Regions from separate parts of the Homo sapiens genome. Here region 1 is linked to region 2. Evidence: read pairs that join two places in POLR2A ChIA-PET (ENCODE). Cell type or tissue: IMR-90. All regions are shown on one strand. Each heading gives the region's core, and the rest is flanking DNA. Links, peaks and the distances in the headings are about the cores only.

Region 1 (2,904 bases), core at 87-2,586, 96 kb after region 2:
GTAAAGGGCCGCAAAAACAGCCCTGTAGCTGTATTTATTAATAAAGTTTTATCAGCCGGGCACAGTGGGTCACGCCTATAATCCCAGCACTTTGAGAGGCCGAGGCAGGTGGATCACGAGGTCAGGAGATCGAGACCATCCTGGTGAACATGGTGAAACCCCGTCTCTACTAAACTACAAAGAAGATTAGCCGGGCTTGGTGACGGGCACCTGTAGTCCCAGCTACTCGGGAGGCTGAGGCAGGAGAATGGCGTGAAGCCGGGAGGCGGACTTTGCAGTGAGCAGAGATCGCGCCACTGCACTCCAGCCTGGGCGACAGAGCAAGACTCCATCTCAAAATAAATAAATAAATAAATTAATTAATTAATTAAATAAAGTTTTATTGGCACACAGCCACGCCCATTCGTTTCTCAGCTTTTCCAACACAATGGCAGAGTTTTGGGTTGTTGCTGCGACAGAGACCGTCCAGCCTGTAGAGCCAAAAATATTTACTTCCTGGTGGTCTGGAGAAAAAGTGTGCTGCTTCCTGGCGTAGACAATGTTTCTGTTTGTTTAAAGAATACACATGTATTTGCTTACAAAGGCCCAGATGGGACATGGGGCTCAGGGGTGGGTGGCCGTGGACAGAGGTGGGCAGGAGGCCACCATCTTGGGAGGAAACTGAGCCCCAGGCAAGCAGCAGGAGGGCAGGAGGCCAAGATGGGGCAAGGGAGAGGTGGGCAGGATCCAGGGAGGGGAAGCCAGAATCAATCCCTGCCTCCCCAGGATTACGAGAGAGCGGCAGTTCCAGCTCGGGGGTCACTGCTTGGATGGGAAAAGCCCCAGTGGAAAGCCCTGAGCACTAACAGCATCCCAGGCGCAGCGCAGGCAACGGAACCTGTGATCTCCTCCAAGCCTTTTCCATAGAGGGGGAAACGGAGGCACAGGCAGTCACACACTTGTCCCAGGTCATACAGCCAGCATGTAGCAAGGATTTGAACCCAGGCCTGGCTGAGCTCAGAAGAAGCTGAGCAGGACCGGCTGCAAAAGCCCTCCACTCAACCAGGTCTGAACCCATCGGGGCCCTGAAGGGGGCATGGCTGGATGCCGTCTGAGGCAGTTCAGGCCTCTTGTCCATCCTTCCTGGGCCAGGGACCTGGACGACCTTGAAAGTGGCTCTGATTGGCTACTGATGACATCATCGGAGATGAGGGCCAAAATGACTGGGCCTCACTCAATTGGTCTTGGTGCCCACAGCTGGGTCTGTCGGCATCCCCCTGTGTGTCTATGCATGCTCGTGTGCCTACGAGGGAACCCTGTATTTCATTCATGCGTGGGTACATGTGTGCCGCATGTATGTGCTCACGCTTGCCCGTGCCCACGTGTCCACACGTGAGCAATTCCCGTGTGTATGTGGCCCCGCAGGGGTCCCCATAAGCGTGTGTGGACAGCAGCCAGCCAGGGTGCAGGGGGAGGTCTCGGCCGCCTGACGCTACCGAGAACACCTAATTAAACAAAAACGTACATCGCGAACCACACTCTGCCCAGTTCCTCGGAGTTTAATTAAAACAACAGTGCAGGAGGCGTGTGTGGGGTCCACAATCAGATGGCAGAGGAGGAGGAAGGCAGGGAGTGGCCCTGGCAGTCCAGATGGTCCCCCACCAACTGCCAGGGACTGGCCGGAGGTGCCCGGAGCTCAGGGCTGGTGGCAAGGTGGGTGGGATCGGGTCAGGGTATCCAAGGCCCCGGGCCCCAGCAGGAAGAATGAGCTCCCAGCCCAAGCAGGCCCTTCCAGGCAGCCGGAGAGGAGAGAGAAAAAGGGTGTGGGCTCGGCACGGTGGCTGACGCCTATAATCCCAGCACTTTGGGAGGCTGAGGAGGTGGATCACCTGAGGTCAGGAGTTCAAGACCAGTCTGACCAACATGGCGAAACACTGTGTCTACTAAAAATACAAAAATTAGCTGGGCGTGCTAGTGGGCGCCTATAGTCCCAGCTACTCAGGAGGCTGAGCCAGGAGAATTGCCTGAACCCAGGAGGCGGAGGTTGCAGTGAGCCAAGATCACGCCATTGCACTCCAGCCTGGGTAACAAGAGCAAAACTCCATCTCAAAAAAAAAAAAAAAAAAAAAGAGTGTGGATGGGCGCAGGGGGCATTTTTTTCCCAGACTCCGGGGGACCGGGCAGTTGATGGCTTCACAGCTTGTCCTTTTAATACCCTGAGTGCTCAGAGTGCAGGCTGGCTTGGGGCAAGAGAAGGCAGGTTGTTCTGTCCCAGCCTGGGAAAGGTCAGGGCAAAATTATCTGCTAGGAAGAGCAGGGCGGGCCACGGTGGGCCTGACTCCGCCCCCGCTCCTTCCTCCATCCCCCAGCAGGATGGGATCCAGGACCCACGCAAATGAAATTGTGGGGTCTCTTGTTAGAAAAGTATTAAGACTTTCCAGACCACAATAGCGAGCTTTTATCTTTTCTTCCCCCTCCCCCCCACCCCCCTTTTAGAGACAGGGTCTTGCTCTGTCACCCAGACTGGGGTGCAGTAGCATGATCATAGCCCACTGTAGCCTTGAACTCCGAGGCTCAGGCGATCCTCCTGCCTCAGCCTCCTAAGTACTTGGGACTATAGGCAGGCCCCATTACACCAGGCTAAGTTTTACATTTTTCTTTTTGTAGAGACTTGGACAGTGAGGCATGGGGTCTCTATGTTGCCCAGACTAGTCTCAAACTCCTGGGCTCAAGTGATCCTCTTGACTTGGCCTCCCGAAGTGTTGGCATTACAGGTGTGAGCCACGGCATGTGGCCAGCAGCAGAGCTTTAAAAAGCACGGGGCCTTTCTTTTTTTTCTTTTGAGATGGAGTCTCCCTGTGTCACCCAGGCTGGAGTACAGTGGCGCAATCTCAGCTCACTGCAGCCTCCGCCTCCCGGGTTCAA
Region 2 (2,904 bases), core at 245-2,744:
CCTCTTAGAACGAGCGAGGTTGAGTATACTCTCATTGGATTAAAAGCCTTTTGTCAGAACTGTCTTGAAACATACTATTTTTTAAATTCCACGATGGCCATTTCCCGTCAGTGAGAGGGTTGATTTGATGTTTAATCTTTTGCGTTTCTACATCCATCTAGCTCAGCGTCAGTTGCTGAGATCTGGGTCAGGGGTCACACCCAGCTTTTTCTTCTCTTACGTTTGATGTTGATAAATGAGAAAAACCAGGTCAGGTGTGCTGGCTCATGCCTGGCATTCCAACGGTTGAGGAAGCTGAGGCGGGAGGATCACTTGAGGCCAAGAGTTTAAGACCAGCCTGGGCAACAGAGTAAGACTTCGTCTCTACCAAAAAATCAAAAAGTGAGCTGGGCGTGGTGGTGGGCACCTGTAGTCTCAGCTACTCAGGAGGCTGAGATAAGAGGATCACTTGAGCCCAGGAGTTTGAGGCTGCAGTGAGCTACGATCACACCACTGCACTCCAGCCTGGGCGAAAGAATGAGACCCTGTCTTTAAAAAAAAAAAAAAAAAAAGGCCTCATGTCGTGGCACATGCCTGTAATCCCAGCACTTTGGGACGCCAAAGTGGGCAGATCGCCTGAGGTCAGGGGTTCAAAACCAGCCTGACCAACATAGTAAAACCCTGTCTCTACTAAAAATACAAAATTAGCCGGGTGTGGTGGCACATGCCTGTAATCCCAGCTACTTGGGAGGCTGAGGCAGGAGAATCGCTTGAACCTGGGAGGCAGATGTTGCAGTGAGCCCAGATTGCACCACTGCACCACTGCACTCCAGCCTGGGCAACAAGAGTGAGACTCCGTATCAAAAAAAAAAAAAAAAAAAAAAGAGAGAAAGAAAGCCGAGTGCGGTGGCTCACGCCTGTAATCCCAGCACTTTGGGAGGCTGAAGAGGGCAGATCACAAGGACAGGAGATGAGACCATCCTGGCTAACATGGTGAAACCCCGTCTCTACTAAAAATACAAAAAATTAGCCGGATGTGGTGGCGGGCGCCTGTAGTCCCAGCTACTTGGGAGGCTGAGGCAGGAGAATAGCTTGAACCCAGGAGGTGGAGGTTGCAATGAGCCAAGATCACGCCACTGCACTCCAGCCTGGATGACAGAGTGAGACTCCGTCTCCAAAAAAAAAGAGAGTGATGGGGCTCACACCTGTAACCCCAATACTTCACAGAGCTGAGGAGGGAGGATCACTTGAAGTCAGGAGGTTGAGGTCAGCCTGGGCAGCATAGCAAGACTGTCTGTACTAAATTTTTTTTAATTAGCTGAGCGTGATGGTGCATGCCTGAGTCCCAGCTACTTGGGAGGCTGAGGCGGGAGGATCGCTTGAGCCCAGGAGTTCAAGGCTGCAGTGAGCTATGATCACACCACTGCACTCCAGCCTGGGTGACAGAGCAAGATCCTGTCTTAAAATAAATAAAATAAAAATTTTCTAAATCCTGCAAATAATCTTATCGGAAGCATTTAGATCGAATTTTTAAATATACTCCACAGTGAATCATCCATTTCTGTCTCCAACAGGAAAAGAAAATCATGATGAATCAGCGAAAGGTCACACCCTTGGTGACTGAGCCATTTGTGCAAAAGCTTCATTCTTTTCCAGAAACCCCAGTTTGTCCTCAGAGTTAAGACTGTCAGCTCCAAAGGGATGGCCCCAGGCTGTGCTAGTAACTGAAAACCTCCCCACGACACAAGCCTGAAATAACCGCTGTGGGTGTGGGTGGTGTTATTGATGTCACAAAGAAATATCATCTCAAAACTCATGTTTCAAAAATGCTTGTGAGGGCTGGGTATGGTGGCTCAGGCTTGTAATCCCAGCACTCTGGGAGGCCAAGGGAGGTGGATCACTTGAGGTCAGGAGTTTGAGACCAGCCTGACCAGGTCAGGAGTTTGAGACCCAACATGGTGAAACCCCATCTGTACTAAAAATATAAAAATTAGCCGGGTGTGATGGCGCGTGCCTGCAATCCCACCTACTCAGGAGGCCGAGGCACGAGAATTGCTTGAACCTGGGAGGTGTGGGTTGCAGTGAGCAAAGATTGCCCCAGTGCACTCCAACCTGGGCAACAGAGCGAGACTCCATCTCAAAAGAAAAAAAAAAGACAAAAACAGGCCAGGAGCGGTGGCTCACGCCTGTAATCCCAGCACTTTGGGAGGCTGAGGCGGGCGGATCACGAGGTCAGGAGATCGAGACCATCCTGGCTAACACGGTAAAACCCCGTCTCTACTAAAAATACAAAAAATTAGCCGGGCGTGGTGGCGGGCACCTGTAGTCCCAGCCACTCGGGAGGCTGAGGCAGGAGAATGGCGTGAATCCAGGAGGCGGAGCTTGCAGTGAGCCGAGATTGAGCCACTGCACTCCAGCCTGGGCGAGACTCCGTCTAAAAAACAAACAAACAAACAAAACACGTATAAGCACCTTTTTCCAGGAATGCCAACATCCTTCCAAGGGAAAAGAGCAAAGTCTCGTCACCACGGTCCAGCTTGTCCTACAGCTGATGAGGGTGATGGAGCTGCTGTAATGTCTGTCGTTTTCTTCACTGGAAGATGAGAAGATAAATGTGGGCGGTCTTTGCTGAATAAAGCAGTGTGGGATTTGTGGTTCCCGAGCAAACTGTGTTTGGGTAGCAAGGGCCCTTTCTGGTTGCTCCCCAAGCTGGTCGCCTTTCTGGACTGACCCCACCCACCCTCCCCAAGTTACTCTGTGGCCCCCAAAACAAAGTTTTTTTGTTTTGTTTGAGACGGAATCGCACTCTTGTCGCCCAAGCTGGAGTACAGTGGCGCGATCTCGGCTCACTACTACCTCCGCTTCCCGGGTTCAAGTGATTCTCCTGCCTCAGCCTCCCAAGTAGCTGGGACTACAGGCACCCAC

The links. Peaks named below come from ENCODE experiments on the same cell type or tissue, not always from the same donor. Only the 100,000 strongest peaks of a DNase experiment are listed, where the experiment ranks them.
Region 1: POLR2A ChIA-PET joins it to region 2 with 12 read pairs; 4 of 35 experiments call an interaction of 5 or more read pairs at or near these places.

What each region holds. Positions count from the first base shown.
Region 1 is chr19:5,267,835-5,270,738 of GRCh38, forward strand. All of the region lies in intron 4 of PTPRS (protein tyrosine phosphatase receptor type S), which reads right to left. Among named protein-coding and RNA genes, the nearest start is that of PTPRS, 72 kb to the right of the region's middle. RefSeq lists an enhancer at 1,078-1,578. In IMR-90, for the core only: no CTCF peak of the experiment used is centred there; no DNase peak of the experiment used is centred there.
Region 2 is chr19:5,171,670-5,174,573 of GRCh38, forward strand. No RefSeq gene overlaps it. Among named protein-coding and RNA genes, the nearest start is that of PTPRS-AS1, 4.6 kb to the right of the region's middle. RefSeq lists an enhancer at 995-2,194 and a silencer at 2,276-2,467. In IMR-90, for the core only: no CTCF peak of the experiment used is centred there; a DNase peak (open chromatin) is centred at 1,662; H3K27ac peaks cover 362 bases.